3 separate regions of the Homo sapiens genome follow, and regions 1 and 3 are each linked to region 2. A link is an interaction called in ENCODE POLR2A ChIA-PET data of the cell type or tissue named here. Cell type or tissue: Caco-2. All regions are shown on one strand. Links, peaks and the distances in the headings refer to the core of each region. The heading gives the core; the rest is flanking DNA.

Region 1 (9,921 bases), core at 1,735-6,734, 540 kb after region 2:
CCATTATCCACCTTTTCTTTTTCTTCACACGGAAAATGAGCTCGGCTATCACACTACACGAACTGTAAACATTAGAGAAAAGTCAGCCAGACAGAGTCCATAAGGTCCACTAGCTTACACAAACGGGAAAGAAAAGACTTCACTGTGTGGGCCACTGCCTGGGAGAAGCAAGATCTCATAAAAACAGCCATTGTTCAGAAGGAAAGAATCAGACAGCTTTAGTCCAGGCAGCACATGAAAAAGCAACATTCAGCCAGCTTGCAGAGTCAGGAAATCTAAATGGCAATGGAGTAGCCCAGTCAGTCAGCTCCCCCTGTCTTTCCCCTTAACAGAGGTCCAAAATGTGCCAGTAGCACCAACAACTCCAAATGCCTTGGGAAAATGACTTCTTCGGGGACTACGCATTCAGCCACCAGTTTTCTCAGAGCTGGGGACCTCTGATAGCCACTGACATCCTGGAGCCCTTACCACCTCAGTCCTTAACACTGTGGTGTCACGGGACTCTTTCATAATGGGGGAGGGGGCAATACAGAACAATGCATACAATGGGATCCCAACTAGATTAAATGCACATCCTGCATGCACACAGAATAAAGATTAGAAGGAAATCCCCAGTATGCCAACTGTTATCACTGGCATCCACACGAGACCCAGTTACTTCTTCACATGACGCAGAGTAGCCCAAGTTATTTTTTTCCTTCAAGACTGAATCATGCTTTTTGCTCCAATTGGCTACTTTCCTAAATCAGAGGCTGAATCTGCTCAACAATAGCATAAGAGGCCTTAAGCTGGAGGGTTATTTCCCTGAGGAAGCCTCAGATAAGACTACTGTTCCCTCCTTCCAGGCTATGTGGGAGCAACCCCCAAACCCAGAAGGACTGACTTTTGCACCAGTCTACAAGATCATCTAAACCAGTAAAGAGCATCAGAATCTCCTGAAGGGCTTGTTAGAACACAGATTGCTGGGCCCCCATGCCTGAGTTTCTGAGGTCTGAAGACCCAAGAATTTGCATTTCTGACAAGCTCCCAGTGATGCTGACGGTACTGGTTGGGGACTATAGTGAGGGCTACTGCTGAAAGAGCAAGTAATGTCAAGCCACATAATCCCTAAGATATGACACAATGGACTGTTCAGCACAGGGCTGATGCCATGTCCCTTAGAGACCCGCCCAGGTGGTGCTTCTTTAATTTATAATCATCTTTAACTACTTTGTGAGTTTGGACTTCACAGATTACTCCTTGCTTCTGATGGAGTCTGCAGATTTAATCATTCAAAAGCTGGTCACATGCTAAGCTGTCATATCACAAAGGCACAGGGTGGCTTCCAAATGAGTCACGTCACTGGGTAGTAGAGAAGATAGGGCTCAAAGAGGAATAAGTTTAAGAAGGAAAAAAATCTCAGCCACACACATCTGGATAGCCACCAGGACTGTATTCTGGGAATTGGGGGTGAAGCAGCCAGACCTCCATTGTCTTTCATGTCTTAAAAGATAAAGGTCTCTCAGTCTCCCAGATCACTCAGAATTCTCCATCCTATCTTTCTCATAATGGCTCATTCAAGTGCAAGTAGCAAAGGGCTAGCCATCTCCTCTGAGCCTTTGAAGGCCAGTTCACTCAGGTCGTGGGCCATCGAATAGCCACTCAGCTGCTCAAGCTGGTCCATATGGAGAAAGGACAGCCAAAGCAAGAAAATAAGCTGCAGATGTTGGCCCAGGATTTAGAGAAAGCTGCAGATAAAGGGGAAGTCCCTGCTAAGAGCATCTGACCTTCCAACAGGGTTAATACCATCCCCACCTTGGTGGAAAATGAGAAGGCATGGATCCACTGGGTTGGCTGTCTTCCTCCCTCTCTTGGGCATAGAATGGAGGCTCCCTACTGAATTATCAAAGGAAACGCCATAGAAAAATCTGCACCACCCTCACCTTCACTGGTTAATTCAGACAACTAAGAGCTCTCTCTGGCTAGAATGGTGAAAGCTATCAGGATCTACAACAATGACAGATATGATGAGATCTGCACTGCTGGGGAGGCAATGCCCTGGGCCACAAACCCAAGGCTTGCACAGCCAAGCCCACCTGGAAAAGACAAAGGCCAAACAAGTTGCCATGAAACTGGATTAAAAATTAAATGAATGCCAGGCGCGGCAGCTCAAGCCCATAATCCCTGCACTTTGGGAGACCAAGGCAGGTAGACTGCTTGTGCCCAGGAGTTCAAGACCAGCCTGGGAAACATGGCGAGACCCAACTGCTACAAAAAATAATAAAATTTAAAATTTTTAAGAATTAAATGTATAATGTGAGCTCTTCTGCACATAAAAATAAAAATTCTCCTTCAAAATAAGAAAGTGAACCAGAGGGTCTCCGACTTTATTTCCTTAATTCCCACCAAAGTGACCATAAAGGAAGTTTTTAAAAGATATAATAATGACCAGCCTGGCCAACATGGTGAAACCCCGTCTCTACTAAAAATACAAAAATTAGCTGGGCGCGGTGGCACAGGCCTGTAATCCCAGCTACTCAGAAGGCTGAGGCAGGAGAATTGCTTGAACCCAGGAAGTGGAGGTTGCAGTGAGCTGAGATAGCACTACTGTACTCCAACCTGGGCAATAGAGCAAGACTCCATCTCAAAAAAAATAAAAATTAAAAATAAGATATAATAAACCCACAAGGACAAAGAAAACGGAAAAAAGGATGAAAATTTTTGACAGATTTTTGGAAGATGAAAAAACAGCTAGACAAAGCCTAACTGCCTTAATGGGACAAGGCCAAGATTACCTGCAGGGGTCCCAAGGAAAAGCGATGAACTCTAAGGGGGTTCAGGGCTTGTAGGAACTGGGCTTTGGAGGGTAGTAAGGGAGAATCAGGCTTATAGCTAAAAACGGGAGGACTGACCCAAGGTTCATATAAATGAGCACTGATACCTCTCCAGCTCCTGCAGGTCCTCACCTTCCTGAACGCCCGGGCAATGGTCCCTTCTCCACTGCAGCAGAAACTGATCAGAGAAAGTGAACACACAAGCTTAGGCTCTGGAACACCAGGCACAAATGAAAGTAGGATTGAGAATGGATTGTAAATCTATACTTAGCAGTGTAAGACCCCCGACTCTCACACCCCCCCACCCTCAGTTCCCTTCCCCAACTCGACTGACAAAGCATCATCAGCCAAGCAGGGGACTGGAGGGCTCCCCTCTGGGCAAACCAACCAGTCCAAGGGAAAAAACTACCAATACCCAAACAGTCCCCGGTGAAAAAGGCCAAGTGTCTTATTGTTCATAACACAGCCCTACTGTCAACAAGCCCTGCTCTGCACATAGAGCTCCAGCCAGCTCCCTCAAATGAGGACAACCAAAGACCACTAGACACCTGAGGAAAGCCTCCAACTTGCAGACAGACACCAAAGCAAACAGAGAAAGAAGCCAGGAAACAGAGACGATGCATAGAACAGAAGAAAACTTCCAAAAATCATCATTAATGCCTTCAGAGAGAGAAGGCACTGTATCCAGAAAATAAGACTAGGACACTCATTCCAAAAAAGTTAGGAGGGGCTTTTGAAAGCTACAAAGAAAGCTTTTGAAAATTAAAGAATAGTAGAAATAAGAAAAATAAAAGGACTAAGGATAAAGCTGAGGAAATACCAAACAAATGAAAGAATGAGAATTAAGAATAGAGAATGAAGAAAAACAGAGGATCAATTCCAGAGGATATCCAGATTGAGAAAACAGAGGGACAATGAGAGGAGGAAATTATCAAAGAAATGATACAAGAAACCTTCCTAGAAATAAAGAATATAAACTTCTAGATGGAAAGGTTCATACTAAGAAATGGGTGATGGAAAAAGTAAGTAAATAAATAAATAAATAATTTTAAAAAATAGATGGAAAGGGCCCACTGAGTGCCTGGCATAATGAATTTTAAAAGTACCACCCAGTACCCCAAAATTTAGATATTTCTAAAAGCTTTCAGAGAAAAAAAAAATGAATGACATAAAAAAGGAAGAGGAACCAAGATGGCAAAAGACTTCTTAACAACAGGTGGTTAAAAGAACTATGAGGGAAAATTATTTCAACCTAGAATTCCATATCCATTTCAACCAGCAGTCAAGCATGGGAGCAGAATAAAAATAACATCCCTGCTGGGTGCGGTGGTTCATGCCTGCAAGGCCAAAGTGAGTGGATCACTTGAGTCCAGGAGTTCAAGACCAGCCTGGGCAACATGGTGAAACTCCGTTTCTACTAAAAACCCCAAAAAATACCTGGGCATGATGGTGGGCACCTGTAATCCCAACTATTCAAAAGGCTGATGCAGAAGGATTGCTTGAGGCCACGAGGTTGAGACTGCAGTGAGCTCAACATAGTGGGGAACAGAGTGACACCCTGTCTCAGAAGATAAAAATAATAATGTCCCATGTACAAGGATATTATTTAGAATGACAGAGGCAGGCCAGGCACAGTGGCTCACATCTGTAATCCCAGCACTTTGGGAGGCTGAGGCAAGTGGATTGCTTTGAGCTCATGAGCTCAAGACCAGCCTGGGCAACATGGGGAAACCCCGTCTCTACTAAAAATACAAAAATTGTTGTGGGGTGTGCTGGTGTGCGCCTGTGGTCCCAGCTACTCAGGAAGCTGAGATGGGAGGATCCCTTGAGCCCAGGGTGGAGGTTGCAGTGAGCTGAGATCGCACCACTGCACTCCAGTCTAGGTGACAGACAAAGACACTGTCTCAAAAAAAAAAAAAAAGAAAAGAACTGTAGAGGAAAAAAAGAACTGTAACCGAAGAAAAAGAAAAAGTTACAAGTTAGAAACAGTGACTTTTCGGGAACAAGACTAAGAGTAGAGCAGGTGGAACACAGAATAGAATCCACAGTGGTTTTCATTGACCTTTGAGTAGCATTTGCCTTTTTTAAAACCACATACATGGAATTAGCAGGAAATACATTGAACTGAGAGCCATGCTGACATTACTCTTGGGCACTGTGGTGGCTCATGCCTGTAATCCCAAAACTTTAGTTTTGTGCACTGTGAGTATGCACAAAAGTAAAGTTATTTCAGACCCGTGGTAAACTCTACAGGTTCAACGGCCTATCTCTCAGTAGATAAAATGTAAGGAAAAGAAAGGCCTGGAGGGGGACCTGCAGATTGAAAAAGACAACATACATATCAAGTTCTTAAGAACAGGCAAAATTTTATGTTGCCTAGAGATTATGATAAAAAGATGGCAGTTACTCTTGGAGTGGAGGAGAGAGGGGTTACTAAGGAAGCTGGCAAAGTTCTATTTTCTGACCTGGATGTTTATTGTAGAAGGATTTATCTTATAATTCACCATCCTATTACTGTTTTGTGTGGCTTTGTGCATGTGATTTTACCAAAAAAAAAAAAAAAAAGAAAAGAAACTATGGGGGGGAGTGTTTTAAAAAGCTATGTGCATATGATTGCCTTGATGAAAATGAATTATTTAAAAATAAAGTCAGGCAGACGTAACACACACAGAAGTTTCTCTGGCAAGATGTTCCCTGCTACCAACACTAGGTATTTCTGAGTAGTACAATTTGGGATGGTTTCTTACTTTCATCTCTTTCCTAAATAATTGGAACCTTTAAAATTGGTTGGAACACAAAAATAGTCATTATTTTACATTAAAGTTAACTATAGGTATCTATGGGTGCCAGAGTTTCCATCTTCCTTCTTTTGTCCTGACTTTACCTAATTAATGCCAAACCTAGAAGTGTGGGACAGAAATTAGAAAAAGTAAATCTTAAGTCCACTTTTCTACTTTTCAGATCTGCTAAAGGATCAGCTTTTATGGCCAGATGTGGTGGCTTACGCCTGTAATCCCAACACTGGGAGGCTAAGGCAGGAATGTGGCTTAAAGTCAGGAGTTCAAGACCAGCCTGGGAAACAAAGCAAGACCCCATCTCTACAAAAAGTTAAAAAAAAAAAAAAATCACCCGGGCACAGTGGTGTGTACCTGTAGTCCCAGCTTCTTGGAAGGCTGAGGTGGGAGGATCACTTGAGCCCAGGAGTTCAAGGCTGCAGTGAGCTATGATCATGCCACTACAATCCAGCCTGGGCGACAGATTTAAAAAAAAAAAAAAAAAAAAAAAAAGATCAGTTTTTGTGAGAGTATTTATACTCCCCTTGTCTCCATTAAACATATGAAGACAATTCAGGTACACAATAACTATGCATTTTTAGAACAGCTTTTCCTTTTAAAAAGTACAAGCTAATACCTTGGCCATGTTTAACTTAAAGAATGAATTTAAATAGTAAGTATTAAAATGTTATCCTAAATTAGATAAATCTATGAGTATCTTCCATTCTAATCAGTTTCCATAACCCCTTAAAAACTAAATGAAATTGAGGCCATCCTAATTTAAAAAATAATAATTTCAGGGCACTCAGGAAATAAATACCAAAGCTCATGAAATCCAGAATCAATAACCAAAAAGCACGCACATATTGAAAAGGAAGAGAAAACTACTCAATTAGCACCATTAGTGCTTAGGGGTTTATGATGGGGAATTAGTCTTAGGGGGAAAAATTTACATTTCTTCCACCCAAAGCAAGTACTATAAATTCTAGCAGACACTGTGCCTTCTAGTCTACATCAGACTTGACAATGGTAAACATAGTGATTAATCTTCTCCCTTCAGAAGGGCTCCAAGCATTCTGTAGACATCCTCTTAATTCCATCTTCCCAGCAGTGGGGATACTAAAGTCAGAGGAACTCTAGGCACCAGCTCATTTATCCTCTGGCTTGTTAGATGAGCCAATAAATCCCTCCAGAAGGGAAGCCCAGGCAGCCAGGCGAGATGGCCAAAGGGCCATCGAAACCCTCATTCCTCTAACTCTACCCTGCCGTAGAGACGTGGCCCCTATTCCCAACCTTCCCAGGTTATGGCCTCCTAAGGGTCTCTTAGGAGTTCCTGAACGGTGTAAAAATTATGTGTGGTCTTTTTTTTTTTTTTAAATGTTCTCTACAGAAGATTTAAATCAACAAAAAGATATAAAATTGCAAAGGTTGCTCAGTCAAAACCATGATTATCAAGGAAGCAAAGCTTCTGGTTCCAAATTTGGTAATCTGCTACCCATGTTAAGTTTCCAGTTTTTATCTGGTTGCCCTTCAGTTTAGGGACCACTGGCCCAGAACACACATTACTGGCTTAGATACCGGCCTGACATAGGAAAGAGAGTGGTAGGGTGAAGAGAGTCATTCTCTGCAGGCTCAGAGATGTGTAGGCACAAGGACTCCCGCTATGTAATATACTGAATTGCTCAATTATCCAAAGTCCACATAAGCAAAAAGCTCAAATAAACAGATTTTTCAAACTGTCTGTATATGCTAATAGGCAATTATAGCAATGGCCCTGGAATATAGGCCTGATTCAGAACTCAGTAACTCTGAATAAAGCACATTATAAAGTGTTTCAATTTACTAAACACAGCAGCCTGATATCTAACCATCCCAGGTAAAAGAGTCTTGGCTAAGGGTGGTAGCCAGATGGCACTGCCTCAGAATCACAGAATAACTGCTGGTGGGGATAAGAGCTGGACTCCCCAGTCTGGGTCCTGGATCCCAACCACAGGTGTAAATTCAAGTCCAGCAAATGCCCCCTACTCCCATCTCTCCAAAGTCTGTACAAGGTGTACTCAGCAGCCAGAGCTTACGCATTAGCATTAGGCAAAGGGTGTTTTCCCACCACCTAGGATCGGATCCATGCTGACCCACCACCTCACAGAGAACAATGGGTTTATGTTTTTTGGGGTTTTTTGAGGCTGAGTCTTGCTCTGTCGCCCAAGCTAGAGTGTAGTGGCATGATCTGGGCTCACTGCAACCTCTGCCTCCTGGGTTCAAGAGATTCTCCTGCCTCAGCCTCCCTAGTAGCTGGGATTACAGGCACGCGCCACTATGCCTGGCTAATTTTTGTACTTTTAGTAGAGATGGGGTTTCGTCATGTTGGCCAGGCTGGTCTCAAACTCCTGACCTCAGGTGATCTGCCCACCTCAGCCTCCCAAAGTGCTGGGATTATAGGCGTGAGTCACCATGCCCGGCCTGGGTTTATGGTTTAAATGAGTAATAATGTGATTCCTCCTTCAAAATTTTTACCCTCAAATAGTTCCCACAGTAGGTTTCCTTTAACAGAAGCATGAGTCCAGCTTCTAAATACAGTTAAAACAAACAAACAAAAAATACATGTTTGTAGAGAAGTAATGCACTATGAAATGCATCCTCAGGAGCATACATTTATGGTAACAATAGATTTCTCCTTTGAAAAATTTTAATCACCACATTTCAAAATTGCCACATCCAATTTCCTGATTAGGAAAAAAAACAAATCTTTAAAAAAACACACAAGCATCAGCTGGCAAAGTTTTTATTTTCTTAAGCACATTGGTTTTGTAGCTCTAGCTTCCAAAACTAAGGTAACATAAAAATCCAGAGAAATCGTGTAATTGAAGTAAAAAAAAACAGAGCACAGGAAAGAAAACAGAGAAAATTGGCAGCAGACTCGTGGCTGTTTCAGTGGTTGATCTTTGCCATGAAATCTTCTTAATAACAAATAGAGCATTTATTAATAAGCATTTAACCTGTAGCACCTCCCCTTCTCCCCATGCAGATGGAGGAGGCTCCCACATCGGCTCTACCAGGGAGCTCAAGAAACAGCCACACACAGCTGGCAAGTGGCACAGACAGCCTTGAACTTGAGCCTTCTGGCTCCAGAGCCCAACCTCTGCAAATCCAATTTGTTGACTCTACTTTCTAGGAAAGTTGCCCTCTTAAACAGAGAAAAGTCCTTCCATTTAACACAACCAATATTCAAATGGCCTTCAAGAAAATACAATGGGCTAGGCACAATGGCTCACTTCTGTATTCCCAGCACTTTGGGAGACCGAGGCAAGTGGATCTCTTGAGCTCAGGAGTTCGAGACCAGCCCGGGTAGCACGGTGAAACCCTGTCTCTACCAAGAATACAAAAAATTAGCCAAGTGTGGTGGTGTGCACCTGTGGTTCCAGCTACTAGGGAGGTTGAGGTGGGAGGATTGCCTGAGCCTGACAGGCAGAGGTTGCAGTGAGCTGTGATTGTGCCACTGCACTCCAGCCTGGGCGACAGAGCAAGACCCTGTTTCAAAAAATAAATAAATAAAATGAAAAGCAGATGGGGATGAAAAGGACAGACTGGACACTGAGGCAGAACTGAAAAATTGATTTAAAATTCCAAAATCAGTTTTAAGATCCAAAATCAAACAATCCAGTGCCTTGGGCCACCTGAAAGCTGGGCTTCTGCCCAGGCCCAGGGCCCACCAGCAGATGACAAACACATGAGTTCCCATTTTCAAAATAGTAAACTTGACCACAGAAATAATTTTGTTTTATTTATAATAAATTTTAAAGTAATTTTAAAAAAAAAGGTGGCTTCCTGCCAACTGAAAGGTATAGAAGGCCGTCTGTCAAGTAATCAAGTGCTCTTAAGAGACCAAAGCATGGTCCTCTTTCAAACCTGTGCCCCCTCTGGGGAGTTGGGGTGGCGGGGGGGTGGGGTGGGTCCTGTCATCCTAACAGGCCACTGGGAGAACCGGAAATACCAAGAAACAAAGCCAGGGACTGGCTCAGAAATGGCCAAACGCTGCAGACACAGCCTGCCTGAGACCATGAAAACCAGGATCCCCTTTACTCCCCCCGCCCCCCCCCCAGCTCCATGGAGAAAACAAGACACAGGGTCTGGAGCTGGAAAAACACACTGGCGAAAAGCCAAAGACAACATCCATCAGAAGCTGGAGAGGTCTGCTCACAGGGCTGGGGGTAGGGGTGGAGGGGATGAGGTCAGAGCAGGGACAAAGGATTCCCAAGACAAAAGGAGAGAGGGAGGGCAGGGGTCAGGAGGAGGGGACTAGGAGGAGAAAAGGCAAAGAGACAAGGAGGAGGGAA
Region 2 (9,921 bases), core at 1,947-6,946:
GTCCATTTAGCAAGGTATCAAGTCAGGAATCTCACCAATTCCTGCCCAACACCTACTGAGTTTCCTCTTCAGGTTGAAACTAAAAAGTAGACTTGAACATCCCAGTGATGTCTTTGTTATCCAAACATGCTCCAAGTTCAGGAAAGAGGACACCTGGGCTCAACTTATTGAGGGATTTGCTTAATTATTTAAAAAATATTTACATGAGAATACAGCTAAGTTAGTAGCTTTCTTCACATTTTCACGTTTCGAAAGAGCCACAGAGGTTTCATTCATGTTTTAACCAGTTGAGTTGGTAAAGACCCTGTCTCCATTTTGTAAGAGATGGATTACATTCAATTACTCCTCACGACAGCCAAATGGAAGATTATTCTATTGCTTTTGAAAGATTATTCCATTGCTTTTGAAGTGCTGGTTGGACTGGCATCTGCAATGGTAGCCAAATAAATGAGATTTCTATGTAACACATGCTGGTACCTATGGGCAAAAAAACAGGCAAAAATCAGAGGCTTGTTTTTACCGACCATGAACAAAAAACTGGAAAATAATTTACCCACTCTAGTGGAATGGCTCATCCACTGACTGGATGATTCAGTGTTATCAACCTTCTTGTTTAACATATTTAAGGAAAATATAGTCAGATTCTCACCCATTCTTACTGATTACTTTCATAGCTACTATCATTTCTTGCTTGAACTATTGCAGTAGACACCTAGTCTCCCAGATCTATCTTTGCGCACCTACTTTATTCTCCACATAACAGCCTGAGAGATTACTGTACAATTTAAATCAAAATCATGTTATATGTCTATTCAAAACCTTCCAAAGGCTCCCATCTCATTCAGGTAAAGGTGAGCTGTTCTTGTGTCCTAATAAGGCCCTACATGATGGGGGCCTCCAGTCCCCCTCTGATCTCACCTCTTATGGCTATACCTTTGTTCACTGAATACTGGCCACAGTGGCCTCCTTCTGTGACTTGAAGATATCCGGCACACTCCTACTAGGGGGCTTTTCCACCTGATGCTTTCTCTGTCTTACTTATCTCACTATGCCTTACTACTGCATAGCTGGCTCCCTTACCCCAGGTCTCTACTCAAATATCACCTTATCAGACATACCATGTATAAAATAGCACTCCTCCCCCCACTTACTCTGCTTTATTCTTATTCAAAGCACTTATTATTATGTGCCTAATTATACATTTCCTTATAGATTCTAGAGTCTAGAATGTCAGCTCTGTGAGTGCAGAGCTGGTATCTGTTTTACTATGGATTTCCCAGAGTCTGAAACAGTGCCTGGTACCAGGAGTACAATTGTCCCTTGGTATCCACAGAGGATTGGTTCCAGGACACCTCCCTCCTCCCCTTAGATATCAAAATCTGAGGATGCTCGAGCTCAAGTCCCTTATAAAAAATGGCATAGTATTTGTATATAACCTACACACAGCCTTCCATATCATATACTTTAATTTATTTATTTATTGAGACGGAGTCTTGCTCTGTCACCCAGGCTAGAGTGCAGTGGCGTGATCTTGGCTCACTGCAACCTCCACCTCCTGGGTTCAAGCAATTCTCCTGCCTCGGCCTCCCAAGTAGCTGGGATTACAGGCACACACCACGCCTGGCTAATTTTTGTATTTTTAGTTTTTAGTAGAGATGGGGTTTTGCCATGTTGGCCAGGCTGGTATTGAACTCCTGACCTCAGATGATCTGCCCGCCTCAGCCTCCCACTGTAATGCCACAGTACTGGGATTACAGGGATGAGCCACCACACCTGGCTCACAGTTTAAATAATCTCTAGATTACTTATAATAACTAATACAACTTAAATGCCATATAAATAGTTGTTATACTGTATTTTTTTTATTGTTGTGTTGCTATTTTTCATTGTTTTGTGCTCCCCAATATTTTTGAAATGCAATGCAGAACCCATGGATACAGAGGACCAACTGTACTTATAAAATATCTGTTCAACAACTTCAAGAAGGGACAAAACATTTTCATGATCAACATAAGTTTACGGTGGGGGGGGTAGAGTTCTTCACCCAAAAAAATAAATCAGACAAGGGCTCAGAAAGCATGGCCTGTGCAATTGAAAAACCCCACTAGGAGATTTTGATAACTTTCTTACCCTTGGGTTGAGAATTACTGTACCAAATGGAATGTTTTGCAACCATTTTTCATATAGAAAAAGGAGAAGGTATTTACCATAAACTTTTAAAAATCAAATTACCAAATGCCAGAGTCAGATGTAAAGATTTACCCAAAAACTGATATCTCTACTATTCTATTAAGGTATTCAGTGAGGGACTGTAGGTAATTTTTCTAGGGGGTAGGGATTGTGAAACATTTCTTCAGTAACAATGAAATAATATATTTTTCTATAAGAAATGGGCATAAGGTCGGCCGTGGTGGCTCATGCCTGTAATTCCAACACTTTGGGAGGTCGAGGTGGGTGGATCATCTGAGGTCAGGAGTTTGAGACCAGTCTGGCCAACATGGTGAAACCCTGTCTCTACTACAAATATAAAAATTAGCAGGGCGTGGTGGCACACGCCTGTAGTCCCAGCTACTCAGAGGCTGAGGCACGAGAATTGCTTGAACCTCAGAGGTGGAGGTTGCAGTGAGCCGAGATTGCACCACTGCACTCCAGCCTGGGTGACAGAGGGAGACTGTCTCAAAAAGAAAAAAAAAAAGAAAAGAAAAAAATGGGCGTAATACCTGGACTAGATTCGGAAAAGAGACTCAGACTCTATTTTCTCTCATTTTGGTATCTACTTAGGGAGTGCATTAAATTATTATGCACAATTTACCTTTGACTTAACTTGTAAATCCTTTGTTTGTCTTTGTGTGTGTGTCACTAACAGACTGACGGGAAGTTAGAAATGAGAGGAAGCTTAGCAGTCAAATGGCCTGACCCCTTCACTTAACAGAGAAAGGATGAGGCAGGGATCCAAGATGAGAAAGGGGCCATGGCTCTAATCTCCTGAGCTTAGTTTTCTGTGTGCTCTCACCCCCATCCCTGTTGTCATCAGCCGGCATAGCTTTGAGTGAAGGAGGCTTTGCAGTGAGAATAATTCACATTTTGAAGAAAGAGCCACGTCTGACTCCAGGCTCCGCAGTGTACTCGTTGTATGGTCTTGGGCAGGTTGGCAAACTCTTTGAGCCTCTCTTTCCTCAGTTCAAAGAGGGGCTTAACTGCGATCAATCACCCAAGACTCTTAGTTCGAGAAAGCACCGCATCACACAGGCTTCCCCTCTACCCACAGGTCAGGGGCGCGGGGGTGGGGGTACTTACTGCACGCACTCGTTCCCGCGGCCCTTGTTCTGATACTCCACAATACAGCGGATCAGCTGGTCATTCTCCTCAAGGAGCTGAAAGATCAGAGAAAGAAAGGGTCAGTGCAGGCCGGGCGCAGTGGCTCACGCCTGTAACCCCGGCCCTTTGGGAGGCCGATCTAGGCGGATCACGAGGTCAGGAGTTCGAGACTAGCCTGGCCAACATGGGGAAACCCCATACTAAAAATACAAAAATTAGCCGGGAGTGGCGTCGCGCTCCTGTAATCCCAGCTACTCAGGAGGCTGAGGCAGGAGACTCGCTTGAAGCCAGGAAGCGGTGGTTTCAGTGAGCCAAGATGCACCACTGCACTCCAGCCTGGGCGACAGAGCGGGACTCCGTCTCAAAAAAAAAAAAAAAAGGAGAGAAAGGGTTAGTGCAGTGTGACGTCTGGACGGCGGGGGACCGAACCCCATGCCGGGGTCCTGCCCCGGCGCCTGTGCTGATTTCGTGCCCATCTCACCCCGCACCCCGGCTGCTCAGCACCCTTCACAGTCAGCTGGGAGGCCGCTCACTACAGGATGCTTCTCGCACCCCGCAGCCCCTCGGGATCCCGACTTCTCTCCGCCCGCCCGCCCGCCCGCGTGGATGCTCACCCGCTGGATAGTCTCTTGATTGACTTCCGCCTTGCCCCTCAGCCAGTCCGGTACGAAGGCCACCGACATCCCGAGGAACCTCCGGAACCACGACCGCCAAGCAACTCGACCCACGATAGGTGGGGCCTACGCTCTCGAAGTTGATTGGATGCTCCCGCCTACAGGGCGGGGTACAGAAGGGACGTCATTTGTGACTGGACGCGCAAGAGCTATACTCAGCGCTTTCCTCGGTCCCAGCCCCCAGAACGCCGGGGGCGTTTTCGTATCCTTTGCGCTTGCGCAGTCTGGAGAGCGAAACTTGTGGGTTGGGGCTGGGTCTACTGCTGACCTACCTGGCGTCAGCACCTCCAGTGTTAGGCTGTGCATGCTTTTTTTTTTTTTGAGATGGAGTCTCGCTCTGTCGCCCAGGCTGGAGTGCAGTGGCGCATCTCAGCTCACTGCAAGCTCCGCCTCCTGGGACTACAGGCGCCCGCCACCACGCCCGTCTAATTTTTTGTATTAGTAGAGACGGGGTTTCACCATATTAGCCAGGATGGTCTCGGTCTCCTGACCTCGTGATCCGCCCGCCTCGGCCTCCCAAAGTGCTGGGTGTGCATACTCAATCTATCTGCAGGAGCGGTTTGCTCGGCTTCACCCAGCGTGTCTGGCACCCAGATACATGGCTTCAGATCCATTGTCCTCTCTACATCACTCTGTGCCTCCAGGTCTGCATCTGGAGCATGAACATTGGCTATGGCATTGTCTCCTGCCAGGCCAAATCTGCAGGCCAGGAAAACTCTGGTATTAGCTTTACTCTTTGCTGAACGAGAAATTCGCGTTTTTCCACATAGCCTGGACTTATTTGGGGCAGGAATAATGCTTATTAGGTTGGCAACCCTAAAAAGCACTGGTATTTTCTCCATTTTACAGATGACGAAACAGGTTAAGTAACTTGCCCAAGGTTCCTTAGCAAAGCCAGTCTCTGAATACGGGCAGCCTGGCTTTAGAACTCTCACCCTTAACAACCCGGGACTGCCCAGGCACCATACCGCAAAGGTGTTGTGCCGCAAGATGCAAGGAGGAAGCTGGACATACCTTCTTGGGCCACATGGTTACTCCTGGTGACCACTGCAACTGAATTGGTTGTAGTCTTCTAGACCAGTGGTCCCCAGCCTTTTTGGCACCAGGAATTGGTTTCGTGGAAGACAATTTTTCTTGTCTTCCACGGAGGTGGGGGTGGTTTTGGTATGAAACTCTTTTACCTCACATCAGCAGGCATTAGATTCTCATTAGGAGCGCGCAACCTAGATCTCTTGCAAGTCCAGTTCACAATAGGGTTCACGCTCCTGTGAGAATCTAATGCTCCCGCTGATCCTAATGCCCCCGCTGATCTGAGGGGGCAGAATGCTCGGCGGTAATGCTTATCCGCCCTCTGCTCACCTCCTGCTATGCGGTACCGGTCCCCTGTTCTAGCCATCCGTGGTGGATGTGGTAACAAGATTCGTTTTCCCTGGAGTGAGCAGCGGCCACTTCATTTAGGAGGGAGATCTTGGGAACCTACACTCCTAAAAAGGGGAGGTCCCTAGAGCTTTATTCCCCTGAGTGGTGGCCCTGATCCTGAGCAAGCTCATCTGCTTTACTGGGCTTTCTCTCCACAATCCCTTTATTCAAACCTGTGAAAAGGCAGCTTTCATCCCATTTCTTTTTTCTTTTTTTTTTGAGACAGAGTCTCGCTCTGTCACCCAGGCTGGAGTGCAGTGGTGTGATCTCGGCTCACTGCAACCTCTGCCTCCCGGGTTCAAGCGATTCTCCTGCCTCAGCCTGCTGAGTAGCTGGAATTACAGGTGCCTGCCACCACACCCGGCTAATTTTTTTTTTTGTATCTTTAGTAGACATGGGGTTTCACCATATTGGTCAGGCTAGTCTTGAACTCCTGACCTCGTGATCCGCCCGCTTCGGCCTCCAAAAGTGCTGGGATTACAGGTGTGAGCTACTGTGCCCGGCCTGCTTTCATCCCATTTCACAGAGAGGTAAACCCGGTGAGAGAAGTGAGGTAACACCTGAGCTGGGGCGGACTCAGGGCTTCCTGGTTACCAAGCCTGCACTGTTAACTCCACATCAGGCTTCCTCCTCAGGAAAATTCCCCAAAGCTTTCAGAGACACAGAGTGGGCAGAAAAGGAAACATCAGGAGCAGGATACAGGTCTTCCGTAGTTCCACTCAGCCCTATTCCTGTTTAGACAAGTGAGGAATGACAATAACATGAGATGGTCCAGACAACAATCCTCCCACCTGTGAAAGCTTCCCTGGGATTATGGGCATGAACCACCATGCCCGGCCTATACTTTTGTTCATAAAGTTTAAGTGACTTGCTTACCAATCTTATGCAAAATTTCATGTAATTTATATAATACTATATAACATAATGCTACATATGGTATGTATATATACACACAAAGATCTGTCCTGGGTATTAAGTATCTTACCTGTAGGCTTTATGTTTATGGCTCTGAAATGGAGGGAACTGGGACATACATGTTTTGAGGAATAAAGTGAAGGGGTTTTTTTGTTGTTGTTGTTTTTTGATACAAAGTCTTATTCTGTTGCCCAAGCTGGAGTGCATTGGTGCAATCTCAGCTCACTGTAACCTCCACCTCCCAGGTTCAAGCAATTCTCCTGCCTCAGCCTCCCGAGTAGTCTGGGACTACAGGCATAAGCCACCATGCCCAGCTAATTTTTTTGTATTTTTAGTAGAGATGGGGTTTCTCTATGTTGGCCAGGCTGGTCTTGAACTCCTGACCTCATGATCTGTCTGCCTCGGCCTCCCAAAGTGCTGGGATTACAGGCGTGAGCCACCGTGCCTGGCCCCGGTTTTTGTTGTTGTTGTTGTTATTGTTGTTTTTGTTTTTGTTTTTTTGAGACAGTTTCACTCTTGTTGCCCAGGCTGGAGTGCAATGGTGCAATCTCGGCTCACTGCAACCTCCACCTCCGGGGTTCCAGCAATTCTCCTGCCTCAGCCTCCCAAGTGGCCAGGATTACAGGCATGCACCACCACGCCCAGCTAATTTTGTGTTTTTGGTAGAGATGGGGGTTTTTACCATGTTGGTCAGGCTGGTCTTGAACTCCTGACCTCAGGTGAACCACCCACCTCAGCCTCCCAAAATGCTAAGATTACAGGTGTGAGCCACAGAGCCTGGCCTAAAGCGAAGGTTTTGAGTGAGGTTTATATAAGGATTTGATTTTTTTTTTTTTTGAGACGGAGTCTCGCTCTGTCGCCCAGGCTGGAGTGCTGTGGCACGATCTCGGCTCACTGCAAGCTCCGCCTCCCAGGTTCATGCCATTCTCCTGCCTCAGCTTCCCCAGTAGCTGGGACTACAGGCGCTCGCCATCACGCCCGGCTAATTTTTTGTATTTTTTTTTTTTCAGTAGAGACGGGGTTCCACTGTGTTAGCCAGGATGGTCTCGATTTCCTGACCTCGTGATCCGCCTGCCTCGGCCTCCCAAAGTGCTGGGATTACAGGCGTGAGCCACCGCACCTGGACTGATTGGTTTTTTAACATCATTAAAGTTTCTATCAGGTAAAAAAAAATGAGATGGTGTTAGGGTGAGGCAGGTGTTATAGGGGACCAACCTGTTCCAGCATACAGGGAAAGACCTCCAGAAGAAAAGGTTTATAAAGGCAGTATAAAGGCAAAGTGGAGGTTAAGCAGGACACAGGTGTCCAGATTCTGTACTCTCCTAGGAGTAATGGGAGCCATGGATGGTTTTAGGCAGAAGAATGATGAAGCCTGAGATGCATTTAGAGTTTTATTGGCTGTAACATGGTGAAAGTTAGGGAAGACGCCCAGATGAGAAACAAAAAGAACAGTGACAAGGCTGCTACAAGCATGCAGGCCAGAGATAGTGGGAGCAATGAGAAAAGAAGTGTGTGCATTTGAAAGACATTAGAAGTAGATTTGGCAGGCCTTAGTGATCAAGTGGGGAGGGAAAGAAAAGGGAAATTAGGGATGCCTTCTGGGGTTCTGGGTTAAGCAACTGAGAAACTGGTGATGCCCCTTATGTAGGCAGGGAACAGTGGGGGAGATGCTGGAATGGAAATGAAGGTGATATATTCAGTTGTGGAAATGTACAGTGTGAGGTGATGTCAAACGATGTTGAGGCTTGTGGCTATTTGGGGCTGAAACTCAGGGACAAAGGCTAGGTTGGAGATACAGCTTTGAGAAACATCACTTGTAGAAACTGACTGGAACTATGTAGTGGATAAGACTGCCTAAGGAGAATGTGATAGTTTCTCTTATGGCAGAGGAAAAGAAGCTGCAATGGAGACTGAGGGGAGAAAGAGACTAGAGATATAGGAAGAGGAAAACCAGGAGAGTGGGGGTTATGGCTTTTTTTTTTTTTTTAAACAGTGACTGAAAAGGACATACAGGACAGCAATGACAAATGCTGTTGAAAGGTCAAGGAAGGGGTGGGTGCAGTGGCTCACACCTGTAATGCCAGCACTTTGGGAGGCCGAGGTAGGCAGATCACTTGAGGTCAGGAGTTTGAGACCAGCCTGGCTAACATGTTGAAACCCTGTCTCTACTAAAAATACAAAAATTAGCCAGGCATGGTGGCACAGGCCTGTAGTCCCAGCTACTTGGGAGGCTGAGGCTGGAGGATCACTTGAATCCGGCAGGCAGAGGTTGCAGTAAGCCTCAGTGCCATTGCACTCCAGCCTGGGTGACAGAGCGAGACTCTGTCTCAACAACAACAACAAAAGAACAAGGAAGAATAAAGACTAGGTCTTTGAGGAGGGCATTTTCAGTGATATGGTGAAACAGGTATCAGAACTGCAGGGGACTGAGAAATAATGAAAGGTGAAGGTGAAGCAATGGAGTGTTCACATATAGACCACTTTTTCCATGAGGTTTGGTTGTAAAGGGGAGAGGGGAAAGAAGGTGGTAGCTGGAAGGAGAGGAGTTGTCTGGAGCTAAGGGACATCACTTTGATGGTTGCTCTTTCTTCAGTAACGGAGGTTCCTGGGAGAGCAAGCGGGGGAGGGGGGGTTGAAGAGTGGGAGATCTGGGGAGCATGCAGGATATTTGGAAGTTGATTTTGGGGGAGAGCTGGAGAGAGAGCTGCCTTGGCAAATAGGAGCGCTGAAAGGTGTTGAGGACCTAGTTGAAGTTGACAATGTATGTAGCACTGATCTGTGTGGTTGTGAGATTTTGTCCAGCAGCACTTAGAGCCAAGAAGCAGATTCAGAGAAGACAGAAGGTTGGATTCTTCCAGGATTGTAGTGCTGCCAGATGGGTGTTACTATCCTTCTAGTTATGCCAGAAAGATAACTGTGCAAGGAATATAAGTATATTGGGAAGAATGTGATGGAGGTGATAAACCCTGAACTCTCAGCTGATGGGGAAGGAAATGAAGACTCGATGGAGCTTATAAATAAAACAAAGTAGAGGGACAAATGAACTGGAAGTTTCTGCAGGCTAGAGAAACCATGAAAGGAATTCAGAGAATAGCAGAAGGACAGATGAAAGATCAGGTGTCTGCATTTATAACTTCAGAGGTGGAGCTCTTCTGTGGTCCAGGGTGTTACCCTAGGAGTGGAGGACTGAAGAGGACTGGAAGAGAAAGACTCTGGAGTTGACTGTGAACCTGGAGCCAAAGTGAACAATGATTGGAGATGAGAGCTAGGACTTTAGGTACTACATCTCACCCCTGTTGTCCAATCTACCATGGTGCCTGAACCACACCAGTTGCACCAGTCAGAGAGTGTAAGGTCCTGTTCTAAAGCACTCGCACCACAAGTTTTGAGAGCCCAATTCCCCATATTTGTTTGTTTGTTTTGTTTTGTTTTGTTTGTTTTTTGAGATGGAGTTTCGCTCTTGTAGGTCAGGCTGGAGTGCAATGGTGCGATCTCGGCTTACTGCAGCCTCCTCCTCCCAGGTTCAAGTGATTCTCCTGCCTCAGCCTCCCAAGTAGCTGGGATCACAGATGTCCACCATCACGCCCGGCTAATT
Region 3 (9,921 bases), core at 4,516-9,515, 80 kb after region 2:
TTCAGGTCAGTCAAACCCTGCTGGGGGTTCAAGACCCTGTTAAGAATATCAGCAAACATTCATATAACATTTGCATGTGCCAGGCACTGTTCTAACCTCTTTGGATGAATAACTTATTTAATGCTTCCATTTCACAGATGAGGAAATGGAGGCACAGACTGATTAGAAAACCAGCTCAAGGTCATGTTGCTGGTAAGCGGTACAGTCTATTCCCACTCCTCTTGGTTGGAAGGCCTGTCATTTCTCTGGGAATTTTGCTGCTGCTGGACTTTGTTTACCCCTCTCTGACAGCACTGGGCACGCCCTGTTTTGTAGGCCGGCTATTGTGTCTGAGTCCCTGCCAGACTTTGGGCTCTCTAAACCTCCGGCTGCCAGCACAGGCCAGGGAGTGAATCCGGGGCTGGGTCTCTGGCCCTGAGCTCTGCTTCACTGCAGTGGGACAGAAGAGAGGAAACCAGGCCCTGCCCTTGGGAGGCCACACTTGGCCTCAAGGAATCTCAGCATAACCAAGGCTGGGCTGTGAACTGGTGCTGGGGTGTAGGGCAGCCAGCAGGGCAGGGGAGCAGGATGAGAGGCCAATATGAGGGACATGGTCAGGGAAGCAGGGGACGGGGTGACAGCCATGAATATACTTGGTACCTGGAATGGCCTGTTGTCCTGGGCTAGGCAACGGGAGTATTTCCTGTGTGCCTGCCCTAATGAGGCCCCATAGGTCCCATCACACATGTCACCAGGCCTACAGAAATACAGGGCCCAGGCTGGCTGTGTGTGCCCACAGGTGGGGCTGTGCCCTCAGCAGGAAAGCCCAACCCAGAGCTTGGGGTAAGGGATGGTGAGGCAAGATGAGGTGGGGCCTCTGCTGTGTCATTTTGTAGACTTGTGTGCACACAGAGATACACACACTGACATGTACATGCCAGTACACAGAACACCAGGCACACATGCAAACATGCACACATGTACACTTACCTGAACACAGACCACAGACACAAGCAAATGGGCACAGAGAGACACACAACTCACAGAGACATACATTCAGAGAGACAGACATGTCTGGGTGTATCACTGACATTCACACTGATAGACATACAAGCCAACACACAGAGACACAGCACACTGGGCAGACACATCTAGGCATGTCGAGATGGCATGTGCCCAAGCTTAAATAGACACACACTTCTGACTCACAAAGATACTCAGAGTCAGACACAGAGCTATAGACCCCAGAGGCACAGACGCAGCTCCAGACAGACATGGGCCAGGAGCGCATACCTAGATGTGCATGAACACGCACAGAGCCCTACAGAAGGTCACGGGCAGACCCATGGCCACAACCTATGCTGGCCCTTCTCTGCATCCCAGCCTGGCTGCTGGTGACAGGGTGTTGGCACCCGACGGGAACGCTGTGCCAGCAGTGACCTCATTGGAATCACGAGGGTGGCCTGTCCCCAGGCGTGGGAGGTGCGCAGTGGAGTCTAGAGTCTGGGCCTCTTGGGGCTGCCTATGATCCCACCGCTGGGGCCTGCCAAAGCCTGTCTGCACCTGGTCCTGGCTCCCTGCACTGGTGGAGTGGGGTGGGGCCTGTAGGTAGTGGGCAGGCCCAGCCACCCCGTGACCCATGCCTCAGTCTCTGGGCCCTAGAGTCAAGGGGTTGTCCTGCTTTGAGACAAGGGTAGGCAAAGCCCATCTGTGAGGCTACACATACTCACTTACAGAACAGGAGGCAGACAGCCTGGGCACCAGGGCCAAGAAGAGGGACCCAGAAGGGGTTACATAACTGTCAGCTTTAGAGAGGTGGAAGGGGAACTAGGGAGCCAGGAAGACGTAAAGATGCTCCCTGCTCCTGAGCAAGGCTGTTACATAACTGTAAGCTCAGCCGCGGGGAGATGGCCTGGGATGGAGGCCCAGAACGGGCCCAGCCATCTCATGCCTCCAGCCCAGACATGCCAGGCTGGTGTCCCTGGCAGTAAGACTTGAACCTGCCAACCATGCCCCACTCCCCATGGGAAGTCTGCCTCAGTGCCTCCCACCTTCCCAGACTCTCTGTTTCTCCAAACCTGCTCACCCCTCCAAGTCTGGTTCAAGTGGTACCAAAGAATTCCATCCATTCTTACCTGGGGCTGCTGAGTCAAAAGGAGGGTGCTGTCATCTGTCCTGATAGCCCTGCTGTCCAGTCTTGGTAGCTGGGCACTACCCTTCACACTGCCAGGTGGGGCTCTCCCAGCCCCCTGAGGAGGAGTGGCTGGGGCCCTCATGTGCTCAGCCCCTGGGGCTGACCTTGACTTGTCTCATCAGCCGAATAATGAGCTGATGGTTCATCTGGCCACTAAGGGTGGGTTGGGATGGAGAGGCCAGTGTGTTTGCCTGTATGTGTATGCTTAGGGGCTGGGCGTGTGTGTATGTGTGTGTGTGTGTGTGTGTGTGTGTGTGTGGTGTCACTATCGGTCCTCTGGATGTAGCAGAGGCAGAGCCTGGGGTTGAGAGGGAGGAGTGGGCCTCAGTTTCCAGGCTGAATATTGGCTGTGGTGAGTATTCCACATCTTTCCAGACAAAACTTGTGCCCCTTCTTGCTCGGGACCACTAAGATGGCTTTGAGCTTCCATGTGGTCCCTGTGGGGGTCACATATTGTGACTGAATGTGCCTCTTCTTCCTCTGGAGATGCTAACAGTACAATGTTCTAATCCTGGAGTGTGGTGTTATGGGGCTAATTCTCCCATGCCAGCTCCAGGGGGTCCTGGAACCTGCCTGCCCTCATTGGTCACAGATCCCCCACCACATAGCACCCTGGGCCTTGTGTCCTGGGTGGGCTGGCCGCCATGGAGATCTTCACTTTTCCTGGAGAAGAGGGATAGGGACCCCCAGAGGCAGAGTTGGCTCCATGTACTTTTCAGAACCCCAATTTAGTATGTCCTCCTTAGCTGCGGCTGGGAGCTCCCCAGACCTGGGGTGGGAATGTGGAAGCCTGTTAGCCCCTTTCTTCTTCCATCTGGCTCCCCAGCCGCTCCTCACCATCATCCAATAAATGTGGAACGAACGTGACTTGGATCTCAGCTTGAGACATGAGGAATCTTGGGCTCCCTGGGGGCATGCAGCCCCTCTCTGCCCATGGGGGCCTCACCTATTGTCTCATTCTCCAGCTGGGCCTCCTCCAGGCACTGCTTGTGCTGCACCTCGATCATCTGCACATAGTCACACTCCTCCTGCAGCCTGGCCGCCTGGCCGCCCTGAGAACAAAGACAGGGAGGGCCCATCAGCCTCGTCCATAGACTCAGGAGCACCAGGCCCAGTCTCTGGACTGCACCTGCCCTCTCCCTGGAAGAGATCCAAGTTCCAGATGGAACCCCAATACCAACCCAAGACTGAAACCTGAACCTGACCCCAACCTGTTGTCCATTGCCCCCAAACCTGGGTCGGCCCCGAGGACCCTGCCACAGCTTCTTGATGGCTCCCCCATTAGTGCTGCAGCTGTAACTGCTTTGTCTCTTTGCGGGTGGCACAACTCCAGATGGCGGCAAGAGGGCCTCCCCTTAGAGGCCTGAGCTGGCCCTCTGGACTCTGCCACTCTCCAGCTTGGTTTGAGAGTCTGTCCCTGTCTTGATCTCCCTGATGAGTGGGGCCAGCTCGTGCTACTACTCTGTTATGTGGAGTTGGATCCTGGCCTCTGGTTCCCAGGGCCAGCCCTGGGAAGAATCCAGGAGTCTAGCTGTATTTTCCAGCTTCTGTCATTCCAGGATTCTGTGCTCAGTCCCCTGGGTCACCAGGCTAGGGAGGGGACTCTGGCCTTCCTTGCCCAGACCTCACCTGCCTCCTTTTTAGTTTCTAAATAATTCAAGCTATACCAGATCTACTGAGGGTGGGGAGGTTTAAGGAAGTAAGAGAGCCCCTCTAGGATCCCACCAGGCCTCCCCTGCTTCTGGAAGGTGAAGAGAAGGGATGGAAAAGTCCAAGCTTCTCCTCTTCCCCTCCCTGTACCCTGGCCAGGGATCAGGGGTGGGCCAGACCAGTGTGACTGGGGTCACTGACCTTGTGGAAGACATGTGAGTGGGGGTGATGGCTGTCTAGGAATAGCCAGAAAAAACAGGTCTTGGGAACTCTTAGATGGGTGTGGGTGGGTGAAGGCCTCCATGGAGGAAGCGTTGGACTGGCAGCACCTTCTGCGTCTTTGGCTTTAGAAAAGTGGTTGCTGGCCCCGGCAACCCCACACCAGTTTCCTCATCTCTGCCTGGGAGAAGAATGTCAGTTTCCACCAGGGCCATAGAAGAGAGTCCAGCAAGACCACTCCAGAATCAGACATTCTCAGTGTCTCCTCCAGCTTGTCCCTCCCACCCTGGGACAGGGTCCTTACCTCCCTGGGCCTCAGTTTCTCTGTAGGCTACGTGGGCCTCAACCACCTCCCCTGCCGACTTAGAGATTCTTGAAGTGGGTCCGTGGGAAGAACATAGGTGGGGGACCTTCCTTTAAGGGGGTCCCTCCTGGCCTGCAGGCACCAAAGTGCTTAGTACTTTGACCATTGTTTTAAGTAAATCAGCTCCATTTACTGGGATGTGCATCCCAGCTGGCAGCCAGCAATCCATTGCTGCGGAGGGAGAGGGGTCCAAGCTGAAGCTGAACAACTCAGTGCCTAAGAAGCTGCACAGCCAAGTCCTTTCCACCCCAAACAGCTCTCTCATTCCTGTTGAGGGCTCTCTGGTGGAGCCTCTGTCTCACAGGTCACCTGCAGGCCAACACTCCCAGAAGCAGCTAGCACCATGGTTGACCTCGTCCAGGTCCAGGGAAGGCCTCCCTCTCCAGGACTCCTTTAGATTTCCCCAGCATCCAGACCTCACCTGCCTAAGTGCTGTTGCCCTGGAAGCCACAGTGAGCACGAGCTCCATCTTGCACCTTTACCAGCCAATGGGGGTAAAGACATTAGCTGGTAAGTCATTTAAAACTTATTGAAAGTAACACAGTTGTGTGATGGAGCATGATACAGTTACTCGTATAACTGTTAAAAGATAGGAGACTTCAAGGAAACTGTCTGTGGTTCCTCTTTGGGGTCATGTGCTTTCTCTCCTTCCCATAAGGGTTACTCAGGCTGAAATGCTCAAGACACTCTGTCTCAAGGGATTTGTGGCTGTTTCATCCTCAAGTATAGGGGGAATAGTGGCCAGGAAGATCTCAGAGGTGGCTTCTGGAAGAGGAATCTGGGTACTGGCTACCCTGCCTTGTGTCCCATCATTGGTCTGTCTTGCCTGTCTTGGAGCACATTTCTCACCAAGGTACCATCCCAACCCCATCTCCCACCAGCAACAGGGTTCTTTCTGCTTTCTGGCCCCTTCCCAGCGTCTCCTGATTCTCCTGTCCATTCTTATCTCTCATAACACTGTAACGTCAAAACAGGATGGATGGTAGCAGATATCTCTTGTTTCTGCCTTCCACCATCCTTTACTCTCTTCTGGTGCCATGTCCTCATCTGTGTCTGGGAAACAACCTCCTTCCCTACCTCTAGTTCATGGAGTTCTGATGAACCCTCTTCCAGGGGATTGACATGTGACCAAGGCTTAAGTCCATCAGAGCATTCCTGGCCACAGTGCCTGACACATGGCCTGAGTCAGGCTACTCAGAGCCAGGAGGCTCACTCCTGGGACTTTGGATTAAGTGATTAAGAAAGTGAATTTGGTTTTTCCCCACTGGACTGGAAACCTTAAAGGAAGCAAGGGCTCAAGCTTCTGCTGTCTTCTTGTTGACAAGTGGAACACACGGATAAAAACTATACAGCTGAAGGCAGAATAGAGAGATGGAGAAAAATCAGGTTCTCTTAATATTGTCTGGGTCTGTGAATGCAGCCATGCCTGAAACCAGCTCTACTGCTAGCAACATGAGCTGATGCCTTTCCTTTATGGCTTGGATCAGTTGAGTTTTCTGTTGGTCGCTGTAAACAAAAGTGTCCAGCCTTGCCCTCTGAGGACAAGATAATGGACGCCCTCACTTTCTGGGCCTTCTTAAGCCAGGACTGTGGCCATATAGTTTGCCAAGAAATATTTGTTTCCCAATCACCATGGGCGCCTAGGATTTCTGGCAGCTTCTGCTTGCGACTCTCTGAGGGTAGAAGAGTGTTGGGTCAACTTCTCCAGCCAACTCTGCCCCCTCAGCAGCACAGACACACAGCCCTTCCTTAGAGGCAGTTTGGAGAGAAAGGAGGGGTGGGTACCGAAGCCTGTGGTGTTTATGAAACAGTGGGTGTGGTCTGGAAGATGAGCTCTCTCTTTGTCACAATTTAGTTTAGTGTTGAGCCCTATCTGGGGAGGGGTAGAGGAAATGGAGACCCAAAGAGGGACCTGAGGTCACCCAGCAAATGCGCATTCCCAGATGGGACCTAAGTCTCTGACCGCTGGTCTGGACTGCATCAATCCTTCAACACAGCCTCGCCTTGGACCCTCTGGTCAACCATTGCCCTTTGAGGGACCGGGCCAGGGCAGCTCCCTCTAGTCCTTATCACTAAGGAATTCAGGCAGACTTTGGACTTCCTCTCCCACTTATTTATTTCCCTATTCTAAACATCCTCATTATCCCTCTGGACTTCAGGAACACAGAGAGAGTTGAAAAATTCCCTGGCTGAATATAGCCAAGTCTACTGATGTCAGGGAAGTGTTCCAGGGTGGGATATAGCTGGAGTCTGGGCTTCCTACAGAATGGGTATGCTGTACTCATTCTGTAGAGGTAGGTCATGGAGGATGTGCAAGTTAGACAATTAGAAGTGGAGTAAGAGCACCCCAGAAAGTAGAGCAGCGTGTGCACAGGCATGGAGGCATGAAAATGCCTAATACATGCAAGGCTGTGAGAAGCCTGGTGTAGCTGCAGCAAGGAGTTCTGGGGGCATCAGGAGACAAGTTGAGAGATGTAGACTGGGGTAGGATTGGGAAGGGCCTGGAATGCCAGTTTTCAAGTGTGAGCTTTCACTCCTAGGCCATGGGGGCCAACAGAGACTTGAAGCAGGAGACTGAGGATGGGGGATACACATTTTACAAAGATCCCTCAGGTTGCAGGTGGTGGGGCTGAAAGCTACTGCACCAGTCCAGGCAGGAACTGATGAAGCCTGGGCAGGACAGTGGGTATAAAGAGAGGGCACAGAGAGGAGGGGGCAGGTGGAATGAACAAGACTTGGTTAGTCCCTGTCTCCAACTAGACTCAGGATTCTCCTGCCAACTCCCTGTCATTCACCTCCCACATCCCGCTAGCCCCATGGCAGAGGACAGAAGAAGACCAGGATGGAGAAGATGCTGTGGACTTCTTCAGTCTTCTTCAGCCTGGGTCCCTTCTGGGCTTAGGAACTCCTGCCCCAAAGAAGGTGCTGAGAGCCCAGCCTGGACCAAAACTCTCTAGCCTCAGCTCAACGGCAGGGTCAGGCTGCCTTTAAGCTTACTTTTTGGAGCTCAGTCAAGCATAGGAATTGGTGAGGGGCTAGAGAGAAAGCCCTGCTTTTTCCTGTCCATGTGGGGTTCTCTGAGATCTGGAGCAAAGGCTAGGTGTGGTGATGGGGGTATGGGTGAAGATGCTGGGAGTTGTAGCTGTTAGATGCAAGGGGCTCTGAAAGACAGGGTGGGCCATGCTCAGGTTCGTAGGCCATGTTCAATCCCCTCAAGGGAAGCCTGAGACCACAGCTACTGCCTCGAATCAGAAGCCCCAGCCTCATCATCTGGGGCCAGAGAACTAGGGCAGGAGGAGCCAAGTAGCACAGCAGGAAGCATGAGTCCCTCCGAGGAGAAGCTGGTCTCTGAGAGGAGCACAGAATGCAGCAGGCTGGATAAGGTGAGGCAGGAGAAAGAACTGTCTGCAAATTGCCAAGCATGCAGAGCCTCCATGGATGATTTGTGCTTCTGAGGTTTGTCAAGAGGGCTATTTTATTTTTTTCCAGCCTGCAACTGTTAATGGAGGCAGGGGAATGGGGAGTAGAGGACAGGGGGCTCAGGAGTGGTTTCATTTACCCTCTCCCACATGACCCTAGCCCTTTACAGAAACCATCTCATATCTCACGACTTATTTACTCTACTCTGCCAGCCCCCTGCTGAAATCATGGGGTAAAAAAGAGACACAGGGGGAATGGAGGAGCCAGAGAGAAAGCAGTGTGATCACAGGCACACAGGACAGCAGCTCACCTTCCCATCCTTGCTGGCTTTTGCACGTGAGTGGGCGAGAACGTGCAGCCCTTGTAGTTGGGAGGCAAGAGGGGAGAGAGGAGAGAAAAGGTGGGAGGAGGAAGGGCAGAAAAGGAGTGGGTAAAGGACATAAGTTGGATCATGGGATCCAGGAGTCACAAAAGAAAGGAGAAACATGCTCCCAGCTTTGCAGAGAGCACTAAAGGAAATCAAAATAAGACTTCCCCTCATTGCAGGGCAGCCTGCTAGGGTGATGGGAATGTATAATAGTTTGACCTGGGCAGTGGTGACACAGGTGTACACATATGTGACAATTCACTGAGCTGTCAATTCAGATTTCTATATTTTACTAATTTTAAAAATATCTAAAGTCCCAGCGCAGCATGTGACACGCCGTCGCCCACCCTGGAAGTAGTAGCCCCTCTTCACGAGGTGGCAGAGCCTAGTTCAGACCACAGGTTCCAGAATGAGACTGTCTGCTGCTTCCTGGCTGGATGACTTGGGCAATTTACTCAACTTCATCTATAAAATGGGGACAATAACAATACCACCTACTTCTAGAATTGGGGTTGAGGGTCACATGTAAAAGACACCAGCCAGGCACCAGGGGGGTTAGCAGCGACTGCCAAAGCTCTAGTCCAGTCCTCATGCCAGGCTGCCCCTGCTGTCCACATCCAAGCCTAGCCACAGCCGTAGTGCCTTGCATAACCCCAGGTAGGCTGAAGGTCCTACCCACTGACAAGTGCCAGCCGTACCCACCAGAGGTCTCAAGTCTGCCAGTTACCTTCGCCCCGTACTGATTTCTCTTCCTTGTATTTTTACATCCCTTAGCCAACAGCCCAAAGCCTCCCCGCTGCAAATTCTTTTTTTTTTTTTTTTTTGCCAGCCTCACTTCCTCTTGGGGAAGGCTGAGCTCTGGTAGAAGAAGAGAATGAGAACTGCTGTGTGAGTGTTGATGGGGATGGGGAGGAAGAGGGGGAGACATAAGGATACAGGATTGTGCTTTGGGTAAGAAGAACTTTCCACATCTCAGAGTGATATCAGGACAAGGGCTCTCATAATTAGCAGAACCCAAGCACAGACACTTAGCTTGTTCCCATCTAAGGGTTCTTCTTGGAAGGTTTCTTTTGGGGGCATGAAGCCTTTATTTGCAGAGGAACACAGGCTAAGCATTTAGTTTAAATCCTCTGCTGCTTGTTCACGATCCTGGCCACACCTAGGGAACTGGAGTTTGCAGGACTCAGCTTATAAACACAGTGCCTGTGGGTGACGTTGGTGTTGGAGCCACCTGCAGAGGGCTGGACTCCAGCACAGGCAGCCACAAGGCTATGAGTCCTTAGTACATGGAGATTGGTTGGTGGCCTCTTCCCCCTCCTCTGGTGACCTGCTGTGCAGGAAGAACTTGTTTTGAAGTTAGGTAGTAGGAGGCACTTCCTGAGAGATAATGGGCCGCATGAGAGGGGCTGCACGAAAAGACTGGGTCCTCCCAGTGGAGGCTAGCCTGAGGCTCACTGCCAAGGCACCCTGCTTTCTCCCTGCCAGCTCGCTGGACAGTCCCGTCAGACACAGACATGAAACTCCTGCGAGAAGACCAAGCCCTGGATAATATCACCACTCATCCTGTGGCACTTCATTACATTCCGGCTGGGGATATTTGAATATTAGATATTAAGCAATTCCTGTCAATTTTGTTAGGTGTGTAATGACAGTATCATAGTTATATAGAAGAGTGTCCTTTGGTTTTAGAGATGCATTCTGAAATGATTTGGGGTAAAAGGTCAGGAG

Evidence for each region. ChIA-PET counts read pairs that join two places held together with the same protein. Peaks named below come from ENCODE experiments on the same cell type or tissue, not always from the same donor. Only the 100,000 strongest peaks of a DNase experiment are listed, where the experiment ranks them.
Region 1: POLR2A ChIA-PET joins it to region 2 with 5 read pairs; 4 of 35 experiments call an interaction of 5 or more read pairs at or near these places.
Region 3: POLR2A ChIA-PET joins it to region 2 with 6 read pairs; 10 of 35 experiments call an interaction of 5 or more read pairs at or near these places.

The regions. Positions count from the first base shown.
Region 1 is chr3:42,043,380-42,053,300 of GRCh38, reverse strand. It overlaps a transcript of TRAK1 not described here and the pseudogene RPL7AP83. Among named protein-coding and RNA genes, the nearest start is that of TRAK1, 43 kb to the left of the region's middle. RefSeq lists enhancers at 1,278-1,779, 9,650-9,921. In Caco-2, for the core only: no CTCF peak of the experiment used is centred there; no DNase peak of the experiment used is centred there.
Region 2 is chr3:42,584,978-42,594,898 of GRCh38, reverse strand. SS18L2 (SS18 like 2) reads right to left here and starts at 4,039. Exons shown (of 3, transcript NM_001370300.1): 1 at 3,933-4,039; 2 at 3,298-3,374; 3 at 1-477. The coding sequence starts at 4,001. The coding sequence ends at 390. It also overlaps a transcript of SEC22C not described here. In Caco-2, for the core only: no CTCF peak of the experiment used is centred there; a DNase peak (open chromatin) is centred at 4,118; H3K4me3 peaks cover 2,159 bases.
Region 3 is chr3:42,507,053-42,516,973 of GRCh38, reverse strand. VIPR1 (vasoactive intestinal peptide receptor 1) reads right to left here. Exons shown (of 13, transcript NM_004624.4): 2 at 3,120-3,225. Among named protein-coding and RNA genes, the nearest start is that of VIPR1, 9.4 kb to the right of the region's middle. RefSeq lists an enhancer at 9,323-9,617. In Caco-2, for the core only: no CTCF peak of the experiment used is centred there; DNase peaks (open chromatin) are centred at 6,433 and 9,463.